3 separate regions of the Homo sapiens genome follow, and all the other regions are linked to region 2. The links are chromatin loops, found by intact Hi-C in ENCODE. Cell type or tissue: endothelial cell of umbilical vein. All regions are shown on one strand.

Evidence for each region. Hi-C counts contacts between places; a loop is a spot of excess contacts. Peaks named below come from ENCODE experiments on the same cell type or tissue, not always from the same donor. Only the 100,000 strongest peaks of a DNase experiment are listed, where the experiment ranks them.
Region 1: it touches region 2 in a loop (2.6-fold over the local background); 7 of 110 quality-filtered maps call a loop at or near these places.
Region 3: a loop joins it to region 2, with 2.0 times the contacts of the local background. A loop is called at or near these places in 3 of 110 quality-filtered maps.

Annotation. Positions count from the first base shown.
Region 1 is chr18:57,725,095-57,733,094 of GRCh38, forward strand. ATP8B1 (ATPase phospholipid transporting 8B1) reads right to left here. Exons shown (of 28, transcript NM_001374385.1): 2 at 6,533-6,738. The coding sequence starts at 6,713. It overlaps LOC105372141 (a long non-coding RNA gene), which reads left to right and starts at 6,738. Exons shown (of 4, transcript XR_935524.3): 1 at 6,738-6,929. In endothelial cell of umbilical vein, no CTCF peak of the experiment used is centred here; DNase peaks (open chromatin) are centred at 3,177 and 4,067; H3K27ac peaks cover 1,681 bases.
Region 2 is chr18:57,777,118-57,785,117 of GRCh38, forward strand. All of the region lies in intron 1 of ATP8B1 (ATPase phospholipid transporting 8B1), which reads right to left. LOC124904310 (a long non-coding RNA gene) reads left to right here. Exons shown (of 2, transcript XR_007066388.1): 2 at 1-8,000. Among named protein-coding and RNA genes, the nearest start is that of ATP8B1, 22 kb to the right of the region's middle. In endothelial cell of umbilical vein, no CTCF peak of the experiment used is centred here; DNase peaks (open chromatin) are centred at 1,584, 3,364, 3,894 and 7,094; H3K27ac peaks cover 6,114 bases.
Region 3 is chr18:57,663,547-57,671,546 of GRCh38, forward strand. ATP8B1 (ATPase phospholipid transporting 8B1) reads right to left here. Exons shown (of 28, transcript NM_001374385.1): 17 at 7,922-8,000; 18 at 5,772-5,936; 19 at 4,883-4,994; 20 at 3,546-3,621. ATP8B1-AS1 (ATP8B1 antisense RNA 1) reads left to right here. Exons shown (of 3, transcript NR_164148.1): 3 at 4,460-5,737. Among named protein-coding and RNA genes, the nearest start is that of ATP8B1-AS1, 37 kb to the left of the region's middle. In endothelial cell of umbilical vein, no CTCF peak of the experiment used is centred here; DNase peaks (open chromatin) are centred at 4,755 and 6,695; H3K27ac peaks cover 1,594 bases.

The DNA.
Region 1 (8,000 bases), 52 kb before region 2:
CTGTGGTGGGGTGGGGGGAGGGGGGAGGGATAGCATTGGGAGATATACCTAATGCTAGATGATGAGTTAGTGGGTGCAGCGCACCAGCATGGCACATGTATACATATGTAACTAACCTGCACAATGTGCACATGTACCCTAAAACTTAAAGTATAATAAAAAAAAAAGAAAAAAAATAATCCCATTTATAATAGCTATGAATAAAATAGCTAAGAATTAAGTTTACCAAAGAAGTAAAAGATCTCTGCAATCAAAACTATAAATTGATTGCAATGATGCAAGAAACTAAAGAGGACACCAGAAAAATGGAATGATATTCCATGCTCATGGATTGGAATATTGTTAAAATGTCCACACTGCCCAAAGCAATCTACAGATTCAATGCAATCTCTATGAAAATACCAATGACTGTCTTCACAGAAATAGAAAAAAAATCCTAAAATTTGTATGGGAACCACAGAAGACCCAGAAAAGCCACAGCTAATCTAAGCCAAAAGAACAGAACTGTAGGAATCACACTACCTGACTTCAAATTATATGACAGAGCTATAATAACCAAAACAACGTGGTATTGGCATAAAAACAGACACACAGATCAATGGAACAGAAAAGAGAACTCAGAGATAAATTCATACATCCTTAGTAAACTTGTTTTCAACAAAGGTGCCAAGAACATACATTGGGGAAAGGCAGTCTCTTCAATAAATGATGCAAGGAAAAACTGCATATTTATATGTAGATGAATGAAAGTAGACCCCATCTCTTGTCATATGCAAAAATTGAATCAAAATGGATTACAGACTTAAATCTAAGACCTCAAACTATGAAACTACTCCAAGAAAACCCTGGGGAAGTCTGAGCATGGTGGCTCACGCCTGTAATTCCAGCACTTTGGGAAGCCAAGGTGGGTGGATCACAAGGTCAAGAGATGGAGACCATCCTGGCCAACATGGTGAAACCCTGTCTCTACTAAAATACAAAAAGTTAGCCGAGCATGGTGGTACATACCTGTAGTCCCAGCTACTCGGGAGGCTGAGGCAAGGGAATTGCTTGAACTCAAGAAGTTGAGGTTGCAGTGAGCCAAGATTGTGCCACTGCACTTCAGCCTGGTGACAGAGCAAGACTCTGCCTCAAACAAAAACAAACAACAACAACAAAAAAACCACTTGGGAAACTCTCCAGGACACTAAACTGGGCAAAGATTTCTTGAGTAATACTTCACAAGCACAGGCAACCAAAGCAAAAACGGACAAATGAGATCACAAGTTAAAAAGCTTCTGTAAAGCAAAGGAAACAATCAACAAAGTAAAGAGACAACAGAATGGGAGAAAATATTCAGGCCACTGAATTCATTTTAAATGATAGATTCTTCCCCTTGCCTCATCCCAGAACCACTCTGTATCTTCAGGGGCTGGGTCCAGGCACCTAGAGAGTTTGTAAAAATTCCACAAGAGGTTCTGATGTACAGGCAGGACTGAGAACCCCCAGTTAGTGCAAAGGAGAGTGTCTTCCTATGGTGACTTCTATCATTAAAAATCTACTTCTGAACTTGGGCTGCAAAGTAGCAGGAAGAAAACCACCAGCTGAGTTAGGTTTCCATGAGCAAGAGATTCTTACCCAAGGTTCAATCATAAATTACATGACTTGAAAGCAAATTCTCTAAAATGAGCATGTTGCCCAAGATCTTAAAAATAAATAGAATAGGCCGGGCACAGTGGTTCATGCCTGTAATCCCAGCACTTTGGGAGGCCAGGGTGGGCGAATCACCTTAGGTCAGGAGTTCAAGACAAGCCTGGCCAACATGGCAAAATTCCGTCCTTACTAAAAATACAAAAATTAGCTGGGCGTGATGGCGGGCGCCGGTAATCCCAGCTACTCGGGAGGCTGAGGCAGGAGAATCACTTGAACCCGGGAGGCGGAGGTTGCAGTGAGCTGAGATCACGCCACTTCACTCCAGCCTGGGCAACAAGAGCGAGATTCTGTCAAATAAATAAATAAACAAATAAATAAAAAGAATAAAATAAAATGAGATGGCACAGTATCACCACCCTTCCCCATCAGTAATCACTCAGTGCAGGAATACCCCTCACCCTGCGGCTTTACAAGCATCAATTACTCTGGTGTTTTTAGGCTGTGGAGGTGGATGGTAATTTACAACCGATCAGAGAAAGAAAGAAAATAAGTAGCCAGAGTAGACTCCCATATGTGGTATGTGCCGAAAATGGAAAATTCATCTTATTAAGTGGAACAGCTCCCTCAGCACTTTTCACAGATTCCCTAGGATATCCTACGATTGATACGTTTCAATGAGCCATCTTTATCTGTGTTTTGGTTCCAACTAAATATTAATTCATAGATGCGCTAAAGACCCCACATTCTTAATTCCAGATTATTTTATGAAGATATCACTTTAAGGCCGGGTGTGGTAGCTCACGCCTATAATCCCAGCACTTTGGGAGGCTGAGGCTGGTGGATCACAAGTTCAGGAGATCGAGACCATCCTGGCCAACATGGTGAAACTCTGTCTCTACTAAAAATACAAAAATTAGCCAGGCGTGGTAGCATACGCCTGTAATCCCAGCTACTTGGGAGGCTGAGGCAGGAGAATCGCTTGAACCCAGGAGCGGGGTTGCAGTGAGCCGATATCGCGCCTCTGCTCTCCAGTCTGGGCGACAGAGAGAGACTCCATCTCAAAACAAAAACAAACAAACAAACAACAAGAAAACTCCAAAAATACAAAAACTAGTGTTTCCCAGAACACATGCTGAGAAGTGTGTTCATCAGGAAACGACAGAGCTCATCCCATAGCACTGAAAACATTCCCGCTCATTTCTGAGAATCTTTGCTGAATCTTTACACAAAGGGTAAAGTTACTCCACTCGAACCTGTGGGCTTATCTTTCTCCATGGCACATTCTAACAGCATGTTTGTGCCTGTCCTTCCTTCTCACAAAACACAATAAAGGTCCTTCTAGTGAAAAGTACTCTGAATGGGTCTCTCAAAGCACTTGTTTAACAGGAAAGCTTAGTTGGGCTAGAGGATTTCCTTTCTTTAAAAAAAAAAGAAAGCAACTTTCTGTGCTACAACCCTCATTAAAGAAACTAGCGCAGTTCAGGCTGCTTAGGCAGTGTTTTGCTAGAATGGGTGCTGGTCCCTGGTGTTAGTCTGGTGGTACCTCGCAGGGTGACTCATGTTCTGATGTCTTAAAGAACTGATTCTCTGAAGGAAATTATTCAGGATGTGAAATGTCAAGAAAGACAGATGATGATTAAAAAAAGAAAGAGAAGTCAGGGTGACACTGACCTTAACTGGGAAATTGCACAAATGAGAATATAGTGGGAAAGGAAAGAGGGATGAAGAGGGCAAAGAGAGGAAGGGAGGAAAGAAGGAGAGCAGACTGGCTGTGAGGGAGGCAGGGCACATGGGAAATGGGAGGAAAGAGGTCTGGCATTTACTGAACATCATCTGTGTGCTTGGGAAGGGCGCAGAGAGGTATTAGAATAAGAATTTTTGTAAAAAGTCACAGGCAAAGTCATTTGATATGGGTTTTGAGAAGCGAGAACCACCCAAATCCCCTAGGAATATAAATCACCCTTGGAAAACATGACTAAGATTCAAGACTGAGCATTTTTTTTTTTTTTTTGAGATGGAGTCTCACTTTGTCACCCAGGATGGCGTGTAGTGGTGGGATCTTGGTTCACTGCAACCTCCATTTCCCAGGTTCAAGCGATTCTCCTGCCTCAGCCTCCCGAGTAGCTGGGATTATAGGTGTGCACCACCATGCCGGGCTAATTTTTGTATTTTTAATAGAGATGGGGTTTCACTATGTTGGCCAGGCTGGTCTCGAACTCCTGACCTCAGGCGATTCAACTTCCTTGGCCTCCCAAAGTGCTGGGATTACAGGCATGAGTCGCCGCACCCGGCCAAGACTGAGCTCTTTTAATGCCCATATACCGAGGGTAGAAATCTACAAAACATATGACCTGCAAACTGAATGATCAGGAAAGGATCCTAACCACCAGAATGGGCAGGCAGAGTTGTAAAAAAACAGGGGATGAGAGTTTCCACCCACTACATGCGTCTCTGACATTTCTGCAGGCACCCAATCCCGGTCCCTTTGCTGTGTCTCGGACTACACGTCTGATGGCGTGCCACCAAGCACCAAGAGCAAAGTTGACCCTGGACCCCATGGAGCCAATTCTCCTGCCACCCCATCAGATATCTACATTTGGTAGAGATTCCAAAATTGTGATAGGAGACTAAGCAGTGCAATTAGCGGGGAAAGGAATGAGGAAGAAGCATGTTTTATTCACTGTTTGGGCAATCAACTAGAACTTCCTTGTAACTTGTCTGGCTGCTTCAGCTTTAGCTAGTTCACCAATATCCAGTCTGGACCTGTTATGACAGAGGCCACCTTCCTGTTCAGATTGGTGGGAATTCCATTTTCTTTCTTTCTTTTTTTTTTTTTTTTTTGAGTTGGAGTTTCACTCTTGTTGCCCAGGCTGGAGTGCAATGGCACCATCTCAGCTCACTGCCACCTCTGCCTGCCGGGTTCTAGTGATTCTCCTGCCTCAGCCTCCCAAATAGCTGGGACTACAGGCACTTGCCACCACGCCTGGCTAATTTTTGTATTTTTAGTAGAGACGGGGTTTCACCATGTTGGTCTGGCTGGTCTTGAACTCCTGACCTCAGGTGATCCACTCACCTCAGTCTCCCAAAGTGCTGGGATTGCAGGCGTGAGCCACTGTGCCCGGCAGGGAATTTCACTTTAATTTTGGTCAAGTATCATGAGTTTAGTACCTTCTGATTCAAGGCAGAAGGCACTTAAGCTCAATCCTCAACAGCTTGAAATCAAAACCAGAAACCCACTCTAAGAGGTAATCCATCTAAATGTTTGCTATGGAAAGGTAGCGGACACACAACATACAGGAGTCAATGGCCTCCCCACATTTGGGTGAGATGGGGCTCGCGGGGTGCATGCACTCCCCACACTGAGAATCTCCCCACAGGCAGATTCTGTGACCAGAACAGGAAGAATCATTGCAGAAATGGGATTTCATGCATATCACATCTTCTACAGGTTAAAATTATTAGAAAAAAATAGCTCATCCAGATAGCAGAACCCAAGAAAGAGAAACTAGAGGGGGGGTTTGGCATGGGGGAAAAAGAGGCTTCTAGAAAGCCTTCAAGGGCAGAATGGCAGTAACAGAGACCTCGGGAAAACCAGCTAAAATCCGAGGCTTCTCTGACTAAGGCTGCAGGGAGGCGTGTCTGGAGCGCTGAAACCAGAACACTATGATAATGATTTCTGTGAATGTGATGCTAAGGTTGTTCGGCTAGAATTTTAGGGAACACCATGGAGGAAATATTTTCAGCCTGATATCAAATCTGGGGTCCAGAGAGAAAAGTCTCAGCTTGCTCATGGAGAAGAGCTACAAGAGAAGCCCACATCTGTTTGCCAGGGTGGGAGAACCAGCAGGAGATGAAATAGAAAAGCCACAAAAGAAAAGGCATCATGGTAAAAGCAAGCCATGTTCTACTGCCTTCAGTGATGTACTGTCTGCGGTCACTTACACTCAACATTGGCAGAGACCACGTGGTCCACAAAGCCTAAAATGTTTACTTGCTGGCCCTTTACAGAAAAAGTTTGCTGGCCTTGGTCTAGACCCTGCCTCTGATGCTGGCCTGACCCTGGGCAGACCATATACATATATATATATATATATATATATATATATATACACACACACACACACACACATACACAAGGATGGTTATTTATATAACTCATACCGCCAATTTAACAATACTAATAGTTAACATCTAAGACTGATTGATATGTATCCTTTAAAAATTTCTGGGTGCAGTAACATGCAGATTCTTGCCCGCATAACTCCATTTTAAGAATATATACACTGGCTACGCATCGTAGCTCATGCCTGTAATTCCAGGAGTTTGAGAGGTTGAGGTGGGCAGATCCCTTGAGCTCAGGAGTTTGAGACGAGCCTGGGCAACATAGTGAAATACCATCTACACACACAAACACACACACAAATACAAAAATTAGTTGGACATACTGGTGCATGCCTGTAGTCCAGCTACTCAGGAGGCTGAGGTAGGAGGATCACTTGAGTCCAGGAGGTCAAGGCTGCAGTGAGCCGAGTTCACACCACTGGACTCCAGCTGGGGAGACACAGTGAGACCCTGCCTCAAAATATATATATATATATATATATATATATATATATATATATATATATATATATATATATATATATATACACACACTAACAAAGACCTTAATGTATTTTCTCTGCAGAACTTGTCAGATATGCTCTCCCAGCCCTTCTTACTAAGGACAATGGGTACTTGTCCAAGCCCATCCACCATTCTGTCAGTCGCATCCTAAGAAGAGATCAGAGAAGATTCTCTCCTAGACCACGCAAAATAGACCGATCATCTTTGGCACGTGTGGCCATGACCCACATGAGGATTTATAAGCGACCTAGTCACCGGGACTTCATGTGGTTACCTTTTCTGAATGGCTCCCGGTTCTCCTCTGCTTCCCTGTTGACTCGGTTTTGTTCTGGTTCAACAGCAGACCCCTGGTCATCAAGTTCATCTTCTGTTTCATCATCACTGTAGGGAACCACTTCGTCATTAGGCTGAGAATCCTCGTCAAATGTCGTTTCTGAGTCTCTTTCTGTACTCATTCTGCTGGCAAATTGGAACTACCTGCTTAAAAGGAAAGAGAAACCAGAGTGAATTATGACTCTTGCCCAGTTTTTGGTTGAATACTGCCTGCATGCTGCTACAATGCCCCTTTTACAGAACATTGTCTAACATGTAAATATTCTGGAATAGTACCCCCAAATTCAACTTGACATGAAGACAAGAACAAAACCATTCAGTACTGATTAAATGCTTGGGTAAGATTTTTTTAAAAAATATGGAGCTGCAAACCTTTTATTTTTAAACAAGGGTATATATATATATGTATGTGTATATATATATGTATATATGTATATATATGTGTATATGTATATATGTGTATATATGTATATATATGTATATATGTATATATGTGTATATATGTATATATGTGTATATATGTATATATGTGTATATATGTATATATGTGTATATATATGTATATATGTATATATGTGTATATATGTATATATGTGTATATATGTATATATATGTGTATATATGTGTGTATATATGTGTATATATGTGTGTATATATATGTATATATGTGTATATATATGTATATATATATTCAAGGCAATATTTCAAATTAGGGGGTCTCAATGAAATAAATTTAGTGGGTAACAATCAACATTAAAATAAAATGAAACAGGCTATAAAATATCAGATTACAGCACATATAATAAGTACTGCTTGATAAAATAGTTGTACACATTCACACATTTATTTGCATTGTGGGTGTTAGTGGAGTTGAATTTCTTTTTTTTCTTTTTTTGAGATAGAGTCTCCCTCTGTCACCCAGGCTGGAGTGCAATGGCACGATCTCGGCTCACTGTCACCTCCGCCTCCTGTGTTCAAGTGATTCTCCTGCCTCAACCTCCCAAGTAGCTGGGATTACAGGCACACACCACCACGCCCGGCTAATTTTTGTATTTTTAGTAGAGACGGGGTTTCACTGTGTTAGCCAGGATGGTCTCGAACTCCTGACCTCAAGTCATCCACCCGCCTCGGCTTCCCAAAGTGCTGGGATTACAGGCCCGCGCCCGGCCGGAGTTGAATTTCTTACTGTGGATTGCTGGCAAAGTTGACAAACCACTGCTCTAAGATATCTGGTTTCTGCTAACACTAACGTCCTGAGCCTTTGTTCTGATACAACATTTTTAATATAACCTTAGATCTTCCAAGTTTACTGACTTCCCAGGAACACTCCCTAGCCTTTCTATCTTCCTAACTACCACTGCCCACTCTGTATCTGGAATTTGTGTTTGAGCATCTACCGCATAAGATGA
Region 2 (8,000 bases):
TAGGCATGTGCCACCACACCCAGCTGATTTTTACATTTTTTGTAGAGATGGGATTTCGCTATGTTTCCCAGGCTAGTCTTGAACTTTTGGGTTCAAGCAATCTGCCCGGCTCAGCATCTGAAAGTGCTGGAATTACAGGTGTGAGCCACAGTGCCTAGCCAGGCTAATTTCTTATCTATTGAAAGCTGGAATCCAATGCAGGAATCCAATGCAGAAACTATGTAAGATTTCAATCTGTTATATATCTACCATCTTCCTGAGACAGGCCATTGAAAGTCAAATTCCACTGTCATTTGTTCCAGGGGAAAAAAGAAACATGAATATATATGTTTGTAAACACAAAGATGATTTCTAAAAAGATAACCAATAAACTGGTGATGGCCCGTGCCTTTGGGTAGGAGAGTTGGGTAACTGGGTTAAAAGGAGGCAGGAAAACTGACACTTTATTTTTTATTTATTTATTTATTTTGAGACAGGGTCTCACTCTGTTGCCCAAGCTGGAGTGCACCGGTGGGATCTCGGCTCACTGCAACCTCCGCCTCCCAGGCTGAAGTGATCCTCCCACCTCGGCTTCTCAAGTAGCTGGGATTACAGGCATGTGCCACCATGCCCAGCTAATTTTTTGTAGTTTTTGTACAGACAGGGTTTTGCCGTGTTGGCCAAGCTGGTTTCGAACTTCTGGGCTCAAGCGATCCTCCTACCTTGGCTTCCCAAAGTTCTGGGATTACAGGCGTGAGCCACCTTATCTGGCCAAGGCTGACACTTAATACCCTTTTGTACCTTTCGAAGGTTGTACCATTTGCATGTATTACTTATTCCAAAAATTAAATGAAAAAACAAATAATAGGTGGAACAAAACTGAAGCTTGGAAACTGTGGGAGCCCTTTATCAGGAAATAACAAACATGATGGTATCACATCTTGACTTTCCAGTGATGGTCAACAACAGAAGCATTTACCAGATAGTGAGCTCCCCACATGCAAGCGGCAACTTTAATTGTACCTTAAATCTTTGCCCTTGTATTAGTTATCTGTTGCTGCCTAACAAAATACCCCCAAATTTAGCAGTTTGAACCACAAGTATTTATAATCTCAGTTTCTTTTTCTTTTTCTTTTTTTTTTTTTTTGAGACGGAGTCTCGCTCTGTCGCCCAGGCTGGAGTGCAGTGGTGCGATCTCGGCTCACTGCAAGCTCCGCCTTCCAGGTTCACGCCATTCTCCTGCCTCAGTCTCGGGAGCAGCTGGGACTACAGGCGCCCGCCGCTACGCCCGGCTAATTTTTTGTATTTTTTTTTTAATAGAGACGGGGTTTCACCATGTTAGCCAGGATGGTCTTGAGCTCCTGACCTCGTGATCCGCCCGCCTCGCCCTCCCAAAGTGCTGGGATTACAGGCATGAGCCACCGCGCCCGGCCTATAATCTCAGTTTCAATGGATCAAGAATCTGGGTATGGCTCAGGGTCTCCTCCCAAGGCTGCAGTCAAGGTGTGAGCCAGAGCTGCAGTCACCTAAAGGTCGGCCTGGGGATGATCCACCTCCAAGCTCACTCACAGGGCTGTTGGCAGGATTCCATCCTCTTGGGCTGTTGGCCAGAGGCCAGCTCCAGTTCTTTGCCATGAATGTCTCTCCATGGGGCAGCTGGCTTCTCTTACAGTAAGTGAGAGCATGAGAGAGCATCAGCAAGAGGGAAGTGGGGTGTTTCTGTGCCCCAGCCTCAGAAGTGACATCCCATCACTGTGGCCATATTTTATTCACTAGAAGGGCATCACCAGGTCTAACCCCTGCTCAAGGGAGAGGATTTCCCAGAAACAGAAGAAATCACAAATTACACTTCACAAGAATCCTGAGATATTTTAGAAAGGTTCCAAATTTGGCCAAAAGTAGCTTAAGAAGGCTTTTATGGACCAAGCATAAGAAGTTTAGCAGGGCTGGGTGTAATGGCTCACACTTGTAATTCCAGAACTTTGGGAGGCTGAGGTGGGCAGATTGTTTGAGCCCAGGAGTTCGAGACCAGCCCAGGCAACATAGCAAAACCCCATCTCTACAAAAAATGCAAAAATTAGCTGGGCATGTGCTTGTGGTCCCAGCTACTCGGGAGGCTGAAGTGAGAGGATTGCTTGAGCCTGGGAGGTCGAGGCTACAGTGAGCTGTTACTGCACCACTGCACTCCAGCCTGGGCGACAGAGTGATACCCTCCCTCAGAAAAAAAAAAGGAAGAAGAAGAAGGAGAAGGAGAAGAAGAAAGAAGTGTAGCAGCAGAGAGAAATTACTTCACTCAAACCAGCATTGAGAGAGGCAGAGAATTAGGAGCACTCACAGGCAGAGCTGAAAGGCTCCCAGAAGGGGCAAAAATAAAATGTAAAATTAACCTTTGAAATCCAAAGTTGGTATCAGGTATAGCCTAATGTTCACTTTTTAATTTTAGCAACACCGAACATGGTATTTCTACCTTATTTTTAGTATAATTATCCATTCTTAACTTGTGTAATGAAAGAAAAAATAGGGGCGGGCATGGCGGCTCACGCCTGTAATCCCAGCACTTTGGGAGGCCGAGGCGGGTAGGTCACGAGGTCAGCACTTCGAGACCAGCCCAACCAACATGGTGAAACCCCGTCTCTACTAAAAACACAAAAAAATTAGCTGGGCGTGGTGGCGGGTGCCTGTAATCCCAGTGACTTGGGAGGCTGAGGCAGAATTGCTTGAAAACTGGAAGACAGAGGTTGCAGTGAGCCGAGATTTCCCACTGCACTCCAGCCTGGGAAATAAGAGCAAAACTCCGTCTCAAAAAAAAAAAAAAGAGAAAGAAAGAAAAAATAACAAAAATAACATAGGTAAATTAACAGTTATAATATTAAACAGTCTCTTTTGGCTAAACCTGTTATAAATCACCACGGCATATAAATGTTAGAGCTTAGATGCTGAATAAACCAACTGGCCTTGAAGCCCACATTTCTAATTCTCATAACAGATTTATTATGAATCTCAAATTTCACAAATTTGTCTGTCTGTGTAAAATTGTTTTGGAAGATGTCAATAAATGTAGAGGAATGTTTAAAATCTGAAGTTGGAAAAAGGTAAAGCAAACATTAGTTTTTAATCTTTTGCTCACTTGAGTAAATCCTTGAAAGGATTAAAAAATATCCAACTTGTGAAATTTGTTTAAAGTCCTTTTAAAATAAAAATGCATAAATGTATAATTACTCTAAACCTAACTGAAGACTTTATAGAATTCACCCAATTTGAAAACAGGTCTTCTGGCCTGTTTCCCAAGTCATTATGCACAGCTGTGGGAAACATCCTGTTGTATGTTTACATATATTAACAGCTTCAGGAATTTCACAATTAAAACTATGGTGGGCTGGTTTCCAATTCAGGCAGCTGGGTGAGGGGGTGTGGAGAGCAGGCAAACCAGAAATAAAAACAAGCTTCTTGAAAGATGGGGGAAAGGAAATCGTAACTACTTAGTAATCAGGAGTCCATATAGTTTGCCAGTTCTACTAAACGCTGGAGGGATTTCATTTAAACCCTAAGAAATACACTTGTTCAATCATTTTGCAGCCTTCAAAATCTCTCAGTTGGCTTCAACCAAGAGGTTGCCTGATGGAGGTAATATTGTACACGATATGTAAAAAACTTTTATTTTTTTCTGTGGACAGTTTCACCCCAACAGAAGGAAGCTGTGGTTTCACCTTTCTCTCTTTTGTTTTTCCAGCATGCCTGCCCCTCGTCCTGACATAACTGATTAGGAAATGATTTCTAAATGGTCAAGAGTCCAGCCTCGATAGCCACTTCTCTGATTCCAACAGAATTTCTACAGAAGACAATTTCCTTGTCTCAGCAAGGTATGTATGATATATGTGGCCTGGCCAGGCCGGCTGCTCAAACAGAGCTGTGTTTGGGTCAGCCCACTGTTTAAAATGTTAAAATCAGACATGAAGACCATTCACATAACCACTGCTGGTCAGATATGAGTCATCTCCAAGAACACCAAAAAAGGAAGCATTAAATGCTGATTGGTCTCCTTCAAAATCACTTGGGAAACTCCAGAAAGGGAAGGGATAAAACACAGGAACTTCTACTTCTTCAAAGTCTCCCGAGGTGATTTTTAATACTCAGAAGTTGGGACTGAGTTCCTGATCTAGGTTGAAGTGTAATGTGAATTCCATTCTTGCCAGTAGGTGCGTTATTTTAATCATTATCTTTATTCTTGAGACTGTTTCACTCCATCTGGAGACAGCTTTGTTGAGTTTTGGCAACACTGCAGAGTTGTTAAAATCATAAAACAGAACCACCTGTTTTTGAGCTATATGGGTTATTAGAAAAAATATCCAAAATTCTTTATTTTTACAAGAGGAATCCAGAGCTCAGAAAGATTAGGGGAGGTGTGAGTGCTGAACTTGTATTTAGTCTCCCTGGGCCTCAGTGTCCCCATCTGTAAAGTGAAAATTAATATATTCATTAATTGATCAGTTATTGAATGCCTACTAGGTTGTGGACTCCAGGGATGAAGAAGATACGTGATCTCTCACTATAACTTAAATCCTAACACAGACTGTTACAGTTCAATATGGGAAACATAGGTGGGTGCAGTGGCTCGCACCAGTAATTCCAGTACTTTGGGAGGCCGAGATGGGAGGATAGCTTGATGTTGATGCCAGGAGTTTGAGACCAGCCTGAACAACATAAGGATACCCCTGTCTCTACAAAAGAAGAAATTTTAATTAGCCAGGCATAGTGGCACACACCTGTAGTCCTAGCCACTCAGGAGGCTGAGGCTGGAGGATGGCCTGAGTCCAGAAGTTTAAAGCTGCAGTGAGCTGTGTATGATCAGGCCACTGCACTCCAACCTGGGCAACAGAGCGAGAACCCATCTCTAAAAACCAGTAATAATAATATTTAAAATACAGTAAATGCCAGGAGAAGACAATATGCTCAGGTTGCAGTGGGAGCTTGGCAAAACCATACCTAACCCAGCCTGGGAAGCACATGGGAGGCCTCTGCCATAGGGCAGAAAGCTGCTGCAGTGAAATCCATTTAATTGGAGAATGGAGCAGAAAGGGCAGAAGATGCAAAGAAGCCCTGCTGTCTATAGAATTTGCGAAAATAAGATGAAGCAATAGTTTGCCAGCAGCAAATAACTACACAGATATGAGCTATGAAATTAAGTAAGACTCATCAAGGCCACCCACAGCTGCTGCGTTGCAGACGCCAATCCAGCATCCTTACGTTACACCATTCATTTATTTCAATCATTTTCCCCATAGGTTTATATCTAGACATTTCCATAAACCCAAGTAAATTTTTTATTATGCGTGTAGGCATCCTATAAAGAGTAGACTCTTACATTGTCTACTTTCCAAGCCATTCTCTGTCTTGACTACGCATGAGAGAATCAGCCAGGTTTATCCCAGACTGGCTAATAAGACTCTGGCAAGGAGAACTCAGGCATCAATGTTTTTGATGCTTCCCAGGTGAACTTGAGAATCTCATTTATCAAAAAGTCAAGAATGAATGGTGCGCACACACACAGACAAAAAATTCTTCAGTCACCTCTGGTTTATGCATTTTTAGAAAGGCTCCAGATAATATGAAATCTATTTGTTTGAGCCTTGACTATAATATGATTCTTTTAGGAAAACAGATTTACTGTCTAAATGATACCTGGCTCAGATTAATTCTAGTTTGTCTCTTTTTTTTTTTTTTTTTTTTTTTTTTTGAGACAGAGTCTCACTCTTGTTGCCTAGGCTAAAGTGCAATGGTGCAATCCTGGCTCACTGCAAACTCGCCTCCTGGGTTCAAGCAATTCTCGTGGCTCAACCTCCCGAGTAGCTGGGATTACAGGCACCCACCACCATGCCCAGCTAATTTTTTTATTTTTAGTAGCGACAGGGTTTCACCATGTTGGTCTGGCTGGTCTCAAACTCCTGAGCTCAAGTGATCTGCCTGCCTCAGCCTCCCAAAGTGCTGGGATTACAGGCGTGAGCCACGGTGCCCGGCCTAGTTTGTCTTTTCTAAAGATGCACTGGCTGAAGGGAGGCGGGGACGTTCCTAGAAGTATGATGGGTGACAGAGAACACACTATTCAGGTTAAGAATGCTCTACAGAGAGACTATAAAGTAGAAACTGTAAAGATTACAGGGGAAAGAGGGCATCTGATGGAACGCAGGCATGGATAAGATAATATTTATATATCTTTATGTTTAACAAAAGTTCTAACATGCTTACTGTGGTCCTTTGAAACTGATGACAGGCACACAACAGGGTGGACACATATGGTTTAACAAACAAGTCTTTTTTATGTATTTATTTCCTTTAATAATATAGAAAGACTGTGGGGAATAAGAACTTTAAAAATATCGAATATGCCTGGTAGATGCTGCCTTAAGTGAAGCAAGACTCCTGATATTCACAAGAAGAGACAATATAAAAGGAAATTGAAGACCGGGCATAGTGGCTCATACCTGCAATCCCAGCAATTTGGGAGGCCAAGGCAGGTGGATCACTTGAGGTCAGGAGTTCAAAACCAGCCTGGCCAACATAGTGAAACCCTATCTCCACTAAAAATACAAAAATTAGCCAGGCATGGTGGCACGCGCTTGTAATCCCAGCTACTCAGGTGGCTGAGGCAGGAAAATTGCTTGAACTGGGAGGCAGAGGTTGCAGTGAGCTGAGATCGCGCCACTGAACTCCAGCCTGGGTGGCAGAGTGAGACCCCGTCTTAAAAAAAAAATAAAAATAATAAAGGAAATTAAGCATTGAAGAAAACACAGAAGCCGTCTCCTCTACCATACATCGAAGGGCGCATGGTGACAGAGCTGTTGTCATTTCAACAGTATTTCTGGGCTTCCCCTGTTCTCTACATCCTTGCTACTTGAAAAAGAAAGAGTGAGCAGAGGACATAACTCAGGAGGGACTCCTACTTTAATTTTTACTGGGGTGGGCAGAGACTACGCTGAAGAAATGACATTTGGGCCAAAAGGCAAAAGATAAGGAGCCTTTCAGAGGAAGAGCTTTTCAAGCGAGAAAGCAGCAAATCTGAAGTTCCTGGGACAGGAAGGGACTCGTCATGCTTCAGAAACTGAAGGAGAAAAAGAATGGAATTTGCAGGGGGAAGCCGGGGTCAGGGCGGGCTGGGCATAGAGAGCTGTGGAGAGAAGGTAGCTGTTGTTAAAACCACAGCATGAGCTACTGCAAGGGTTGGCAGGATCTGAGTGGGTGCTCTGGTTTGGAAGGGGCAGGGTAGAAGTGTAGCCCTCATGTAAGAAGGCTACTGGAATGGTCCAGGAGAGGGAGGATGACAGCTTGAACCTCGCGGATGGCAGCGGAGATAGAGGTTATCAGGTGGAGTCAAGGTCTTCCAGAGGTAGAAGCAACAGGCCTTGGAGACGGATTGGAAATGAAAGCAGGGTGCAGTCTGGAAGAGAAAGGGGTCAGAGATCAAGTCCAGGCTTAAGCCAGAAGGCTTAAGCACCAGCTAGAGGGGTATCATCTTCTCAACTGATGTCAGAGTTCAATGCTCGAGGTGCTGTGTTTAGGGGCATGCAGGAGAGTATTATGAAACGTGCAGGAGAGTATTATGAAACGTGCCTATGACTAAGTCCTGCGAAACCGTAGCATTTTAAGAGGACTCCTACCCGTGGTTTAGGGTAGAATTCCTCAGCCTCAACCCTAGTGACGTTTTGGGTAAGATACTTCTTTGTTGTAGAGGCTGAGCTGCATATTGTAGGATATTTAGAAGTATCCCTGGCCTTGACCACTGGACGCTTGTAGCATCCTGAATTGTGACAACTTAAAATGTTCCCCAGGGAGCAAAAGTCACATCTGGTTGACTAAGTTAAGTATACTTTTACAAAGTCTTTAATAAACTGGTGCCGGTCTTCTGTCTCAAAAAGTTCACGGGCAGGCCAGAGTAAGAGCTTCACAAATCATTTCAATTTTCTCATGTTCCGGCTTTGTTGACAAGCACCTAAAATTGACTTTAAAAAACCAGACCTAGTATTAAG
Region 3 (8,000 bases), 110 kb before region 2:
ATCAACAACACACAAAGGTTCCTTCAACAATGATTGTTATTTTCTATTGTGTTTTGTTTTTGATAGTAGCCATCCTAAAGGGTGTGAGGTGTTATCTTGCTTTGGTTTTGATTTATCTTCCCCTAATGATTAGTGATGATGAGCCTCCTTTCACATGTTTATCAGCCATTTGCATGTCCTCTTTGGAAAAATGTCTACTCAAAGTGCTTTGCCCATTTTTTTTTTTTTTTTTTTTTTTTGAGGCAGAGTCTCGCTCTGTCACCAGGCTGGAGTGCAGTGGTGTTATCTCAGCTCACTGCAACATCCACCTCCTAGGTTCAAGCTATTCTTCCACCTCAGCCTCCCAAGTAGCTGGGACTACAGACGGGCACCACCATGCCCAGCTAATTTTTGTATTTTTAGTAGAGACAGGGTTTCACCATGTTGGCCAGGATGGTCTCAATCTCTTGACTTCATGATCCACCCGCCTCAGCCCCCCACAGTGCTGGGATTACAGGCATGAGCCACCACGCCTGGCCAGCCCTTTTTTTTTTTTTTTTTTAACTGAGCGACATGTAATTTTACTATGTCTCGATTCATCCACCATGGGGGTACCATGTAATTCATCATTTTTCAAAGACAGTCAAAGGAAGATACAGTTGAAAATGTATACACAGCAACAGAAGAAAGGCAATCTTAGGCCAGGCACTGTGGCTCACACCTGTAATCCCAGCACTTTGGGAGGCTGAGACGGGCAGATCAGTCGAGGTCAGGAGTTCGCAGCCAGACTGGCCAACATAGTGAAACTCTGTCTCTACTAAAAATACAAAAATTACCCAGGCGTGGTGGCGGTGCCTGTAATCCCAGTTACTTGGGAGGCTGAGGCATGAGGATCACTTGAACCCAGGAGGCGGAGGTTGCAATGAGCCAAGATTGCACCACTGCACTCCAGCCTGGGTGACAGAGTCTTTCTAAGAAAAAAAAAAAAAAAAAAAAGGAAAGGCAATCTTGATCTGAATTAGAATACTGGCTATTGTTTGTTAGGAATAAACTTATTTTCATATAAACAAAACTATATCTGTGTTTGAGAAATTCTCAGTGCTTTATATCAACAAATTAAATGTTTGTGTTAAAATGATATATGTGACAAGGCTACGTGTAACACTTTCATGTGATAGAAAAATGAGTCATGAAATTTTGGAGTGGAAGGGACCTTAAATATCTTGTCCAATCTCTTCATGTTACAAATAAGGAAATCAAGCCAGAGGAAGGTGATGTGATTTGCCTGCTGCAGGTTGATAGGAAAACTAGAATGAGGACTCAGTTATCTTGTAACTTCTGGCTCAGGACTCTTACTATTACATACAAAAAGCCATTGTTCTTCTCCTTCCAAAGAAGGCTTCTCAGCCTTTGCACTCTTGATGTCTTGGGCCTAATAATCCTTTATTTTGTGTGGCCATCCCTTGCACTGGAGGATGTTTAGCAACATCCCTGGCCTCTACCCACTAGAAGCCAGGAGCACTTCTCTGCAGCTGAAACAAGCAAGTGTCTCTGGACAGTGCCAAAGGGTCCCTGGAAGGCAAACTCACTCCCCACGGAGAATCACTGCACTAGAGGATTAAGTATCTAGTATCCCTTTTCCACATCAATTTAATTCTCATTTTCAAGTTAAAAGTGAGTGACTAAGACAAATCATTGAAAGGCCGTAAGAGAAAAAAAATGAAGATACCTTCTATTCAAATCATTTTATAGGAATCATCAATTTAAGAGCCACCTGGGAAGATGATTCCTCTCTCTATAAAGGTAAACTCAGCTAAGGGCATGGTCACAACATTTGCTACTTGCATACATTTTATCTTTTACTTTAGCTTCGGGACCAATTTTTAAGACTTTCAAAAGAGAGACCAGAAATTTTTTTACAGCCCCATCTACAAAAAATAAACAAAGCCATATAGTAATTAATCAGATTACTTGAAGCCCAAAACTACTAAAGTAAACTCATTAAGCATTAAGCATTTATTTGTCTGTTGCTACTTTTTTTTTTTGAGACGGAGTCTTGCTCTGTCACCCAGGCAGGAGTGTAGTGGCACTATCTTGGCTCACTGCAACCTCTGCCTCCCAGGTTCAAGCAATTCTCCTGCCTCAGTCTCCCGAGTAGCTGGGATTCCAGGCACATGCCACCATGCCTGGCTAATTTTTGTATTTTTAGTAGAGACGGGGTTTCATCATATCAGTCAGGCTGTTCTCAAAATCCTGACCTCGTGATCCACCCGCCTCGGCCTCCCAATGTGCTGGTATTACAAGCATGAGCCACCGTGCCCAGCCTGTTGCTACTTTTTTAAAACCTAAAAGCACAAAGGGGCATGGCTTATGTACCTCTATTTGGGCACATAAACTAAATCAGTTCTAAATGGAACTGATTTAGATCATAAGGCTACTGATTTTGTCTAATTTGACGGAATACCTAATATACTAGAACAACTAGAAAATGCTTTATCACCATCATTAGAAATAAGACTAATATTGACCATCAATTCCCTCATCACTTTATCACACCTGGCAAATGTGTATGTTAACAGTTTAATCTGACCTCATGCTGGCCTGAGAGAAGCTCTGTAGGGAAAAATCTTGAGGAACTGTCAGGCCATCAGTAAACACATCACAGTAACTGTGTGCAGCATATTTATAGCTTCAGAACAAGACAGGGCTTTTTCATCATACATTTCCAGGTCTGCTGCGACTCTGATTCAAAGCTAACAAACGTTTCAGCATATGCTAACATTTGAATTATCAGGCCTGCCCCACCTAGACTAGATTACAGGGGACCTACATGATGTAACCCACCCACACATTTCCTTCCCGCAAAAGTTTTGGGTTTTTTTTTTCCTTTCTTCTATTTCCCTTTCAAAAGTAAAAGTTCCTAGAAAAAGCAAAATAGGACTATAATTCATATTAATTTGCTAGCGATATTACAGGCTTTTTACGGAATTTTTAGTAGGTGAACCGAGTTTTTTTTTTTTTTTTAATGAGACAGAGTTTCACTCTTGTCACCTAGGCTGGAGTACAGTGGCGTGATCTTGGCTCACTGCAACCTCTGCCTCCTGGGTTCAAGTGATTCTCCTGCCTCAGCCTCCCGAGTAGCTGAGATAACAGGCACCGGGCACCACACCCAGCTAATTTTTGTAGTTTTAGTAGAGACGGGGTTTCACCATGTTGGCCAGGCTGCTCTAGAACTCCTGACTTCAGGTGATCCACCCGCCTCGGCCTCCCAAAGGGCTGGGATTACAGGCATGAGCCACTGCGCCTGGCCTGAGCTGAGAAGGAATGGAGAAAAATGGCCTCTGAAGGGCCCCAAGTTTCCCTAAAAGTAAAATCTGCTCAAATTTAGGCTGCACCTTGATTACTTGGAACTGCCTGTTGTTGTCTTGCCTCATTTAAACATGAGGAAACTGCCCCAAGTGACACATCGTAACCCCTATTTCTTCATATCTGCTATCTTCTACAGACAGTCTTGCATTTGCAAAGATGAGCTATTACGTAATTTCATACTGCAGGCTTTTACTCACTTAATATCCTCCCCATAGCAGATGGTGGTGTCTTCAGTCAGAAGTTCACAAGCAAATCCTATATTTTCAGCAGTTTCTACAATAGAATAAAATTAAGTCAAATGTCATTCCTGCTGTTTTTATTTTATTTTATTTTGTTTTTTGAGACAGCATCTCACTCCCACTGCCTAGGCTGGAGTGCAGTGGCACAATCTCTGCTCACTACAGCCTCAACCTCCAGGATTCAAGTGATCTGCCCATCTCAGCACCACCCGCAGCCCCCAAGTAGCTGGGACTACGCAACTCGCTGCCAAGCCACCAAACAATTTGTGTTTTTTCTAGAGATGGGGTTTTGTCATGTTTGCCAGGCTCATTCTTACTGTTGAACTGAATAATTGATTTTACCTAGTAATGATATTTTTTAGTTCATGAACATAACCAGATTCACACAAACACACTATTTTTCTATAGCAATCTGTAGGAATCACATGCAGAAGAAAAATCCTTTTCTCCATAATAAAACAAGTGAAAGTCAAAGTCTAATTTGAAATGTTTTCAATAATAAAATGTGCTATATTATCAAACATATAAACTGGTTATTTAGTAAACCAATGTTCATTAAATTACTAAACACTCTCAGTTCCTGGTTCAATTACTCTGTTATTGGCGGGGGGCGGGGGCAGAGGGAAGCATAATAATTTCCACCAACCCTTACGTGAAGATTTTTTTTCCTTTTAAATTACCACCCAATTTGGCATTTATTTAAGGTCAGGGCTGTGCTTCCCATAACTTTGCAGAGTGTGTAACCCGTTGACGATTTCAGCGCAAGAGACATTATTTGATTTCTTGTGGAAGGCTTACAAAGTAAAGTATCAATACCAAACAAGTGCTTGTTGAGTTCTAAAGTTAAAAAATTAAAATCGTTCTTTCCTTAGGTATACAATTTTATTGCCAAGCAATAAAATTGGCAAGAAAACCAAAGTTATTGTTCAGTACTTTGTATTGTTCTACTCTGTGCCCACCAAATGTCAAAGCACTGGAAGGACAGAGGGACAAGAGGGATGGCCCTTTCAGGACGGGAACCCACGTCTGGCTGGAGAGATAAGACCAATTATAATCAGCAAGACATGGCCAGGAGCTAAATTATAAGGAAGAAACTGCTACTGAGGGGGATCAGGAAAGGATGCAGAAGAATGTGCTGGAAAAACAGAGGAGGGTTTCTCAGAAAAAGCATCTTCCGTCCAAAGAAACAGTGTTTGTACAGGATGAAAAGTCTGAGGAGGTCATCTTGGGCAAAGGAAACGGCAGCTATAAATATTTGTGAATTAACAGATATGCTTCCCTGCACAATGAATTACCCTTTTTGTCTCCAGTAAGCACCCAGATCTTAATGTCAGCTTTTGCAAGTTTTGAAATGGTTTCTGGAACTCCATCCTGTAGCTTGTCTTCAATAGCTGTAGCTCCCAGGAGCTAGAATGTATATTAAAAAAAAAAAAAAAAGGAATTAGCAAACAAACCAAAAGTTTTCTGTAATTACAGGTTGCCAACCTGTAAAAAGAAGGGCTAATTATACATCCTGGTTGCTGCTCTCCTGGGGCCAATGGCCAGTGTTAACAGGGAAGGCTGCCATGTTTCACAATTACTGCAAACCAACACACCTAAAAACTTTTTCCCTAAAGGATGAACTATTTAATTTACCAAGACAAAAATGCAAGTACAAAATCAAGGATGTTAAAAATACACTTTTCTTGTGTATTTGTGGCTTTATACTGACATAAACCGTAAACCAGTTGCAATACTAGCTATTTGTTGAATATTTTCCACTTATCTAAACCCTACAAAAACTATGTATTAAATTTGGAAAACTTTTAGAAACAATATATTTTTCTTATTTCAAGATTTTGCAGAATATGAATTGTTTCGGTAATTCCCCCAATGTAATAAGTATTAGATGCAGGTTTGTTATTGTTTAAAAATTATAATAAATTTTAATAAGTGATATACAAATTATGGAATTAAATTAGAACTTCTCCTAATGTATTTTGTCTTTTGGTTTCTCATAATGGCAACTTCTGTTCTGCTCCTATTTTGGTGAATAAAAGAAATAACCTTCTTCCATTGTGCCAGTGTCAAATGCTGAAGTTACAATTATCTCTTAAGCATGAGATCAAATATTCAATAAAACTTAATAAAAATTTCAATTCTGCTTAGAATATCAAAGAAAAAGTTATTAAGGCTAAAACTCACAATTAAGTCTTTTTCAATCTCCTCATATACTTTATCCAGAGCTTCGTCCCGGTTGGTGGAGGCCACACTGGCAGCCATAAACTTTTTATTCCATTCTGTAAATTCTTTTTCTTCAATTTCCTTGTAGCAAAGGCATAGGGTTCTAAGAGTTTCATTTGCAAAGATCTGTTTTATTTAAAAAAATAAATCCACCAATGCAAAGAATAGTTAATTTATGTAATTCAGGATCAAGTCTGAAATTTTACTTTGAAGTAATATACTAACAGAATTTAAAAAGAGATCATTAAACATGACAGATTCTGTACAAATACACTTTAGAGAGGGGATTAAATGTCACTTTTTTTTTTTTTGAGACAAGGTCTGGCTTTATCATCCAGGCTGGGATGCAGTGATGCAATCCCGGCTCACTGCAACCTCTGCCTTCCAGGCTGAAGCCATCCTCTCACCTCAGCCTCCCAAGTAGCTGGGACTACAGGTGTGCACCACCACGCCTGGTAATTTTTGTACTTTTTTTTGTAGAGATGGGGTTTCATCATGCTGGTCTTGAACTCACGAGCTCATGTGATCTGCCCAACTCAGCCTCCCAGCGTGCTGGGATTACAGGCATGAGCCACTGCACCCAGCCTAAACATCACTTTATAATAGACTTTGCTTTTCTAAACTTCTATAGGGTCCAGGACTGCACTTCCAGTTTCCAAAGGGAAAAGCTTACCTTTCTTCTAAATCTTCTATTACCTTTCTCATTTTCTCATTTTCTCTTTTTCTCTTCATGACTAGGAAAATATCAGACCAAGGGAGCTGCCTTGGGGTGTAATGACATAAGCACGAACCTGACAACTTTATAACTTGTTCCAACAAACTGTGATACAAGTCCAATCACCTATGAACTCTCCACTAAGCATTATTCCCTCAAACCAATTCTAAAATACACAAGCCATTGTTAAAGCTGAGGTCAAAGCTTTTAATGGAAAAGAGTATCTGGCAATTTTCCCATGATGAACGATTCAAACATTTTCTTTTTTTTTCTTTTTCTTTTTCTTTTTTTTTTTTTTGAGATGAAGTCTCACTCTATCGCCCAGGCTTGAGTGCAGTGGTGCGATCTCGGTTCACTGCAACCTCTGCCTCCCTGGTTCACGCCATTCTCCTGCCTCAGCCTCCTGAGTAGCTGGGATTACAGGCGGGTGCCACTGCATCTGGCTAATCTTTGTATTTTTGGTAGAGACGGGGTTTCACCATGTTGGCCAGGATGGTCTCGATCTGTTAACCTCGTGATCTGCCACCTCACCCTCCCAAAGTACTGGGATTACAGGCGTGAGCTACTGCACCCAGCCTGATTTAAACATTTTAAACAGTTTCAACATGAACCAGTAAACATCTCATTACTTTATAGTCACATCTTTTTTATTTTGACCAAGTTTTGCTCTTGTCGCCCAGGCTGGAGTGCAATGGTACGATCTCGGCTCACTCTACCCCCTCCCTCTGGGGTTCAAGCGATTCTCCTGCCTCAGCTTCCCAAGTAGCTGGGATTACAGGTGCCCACCACCACACCCAGTTAATTTTTTTGTATTTTTAGTGGAGACGGGGTTTCACCACGTTGGCCAGGCTGGTCTTGAACTCCTGACCTCAGGTGATACACCCGCCTTGGCCTCCCAAAGTGCTGGGACTACAGGCATGAGACACCAAATACTCAATCAGTTGAACCGCTTCTGCCATCTTGGCTAGACAAGATGTGACCTATAGTCAGCTCTGTCATCCTGTCACATATGAATGCTTTCCTTCCTTTGCACTACAACTTGAAGTTAGTGGAGGTCTTGGGGACCACACACATAGTAAGACTACAACCTAGTATGGTTATGTAGCTTGCTCAAGGCCACTGGAAGAGAGCTAAGCCATTCCCCTGCCTCAGTCCTATAGACCTTGAAGACCCACATGCTGGGAGAGGGCACCATGGTGATATCCCAGGAAGTCAGTGGCAGGGGCAGAACTGGGACCCAGGTGGCTGTATTCCTACTTTACTGCTCTTTCCACCCCAACTATTGCAAAGCAAAGGGAGGGTCAGCAGTTAACATACAGCTTTCATGCAAACTTAACAGACAGCATCAGAGAGTAAGTTCAGAATCCCTTGCAGAAAGAATAAAAGTGAAACTTACATCCAGGGCATCCTGTGTTTCTTGCTTAGTAGGATTCATTCGATGTAACCGTTCATAAATAACAGTGTCAGCACCTTTA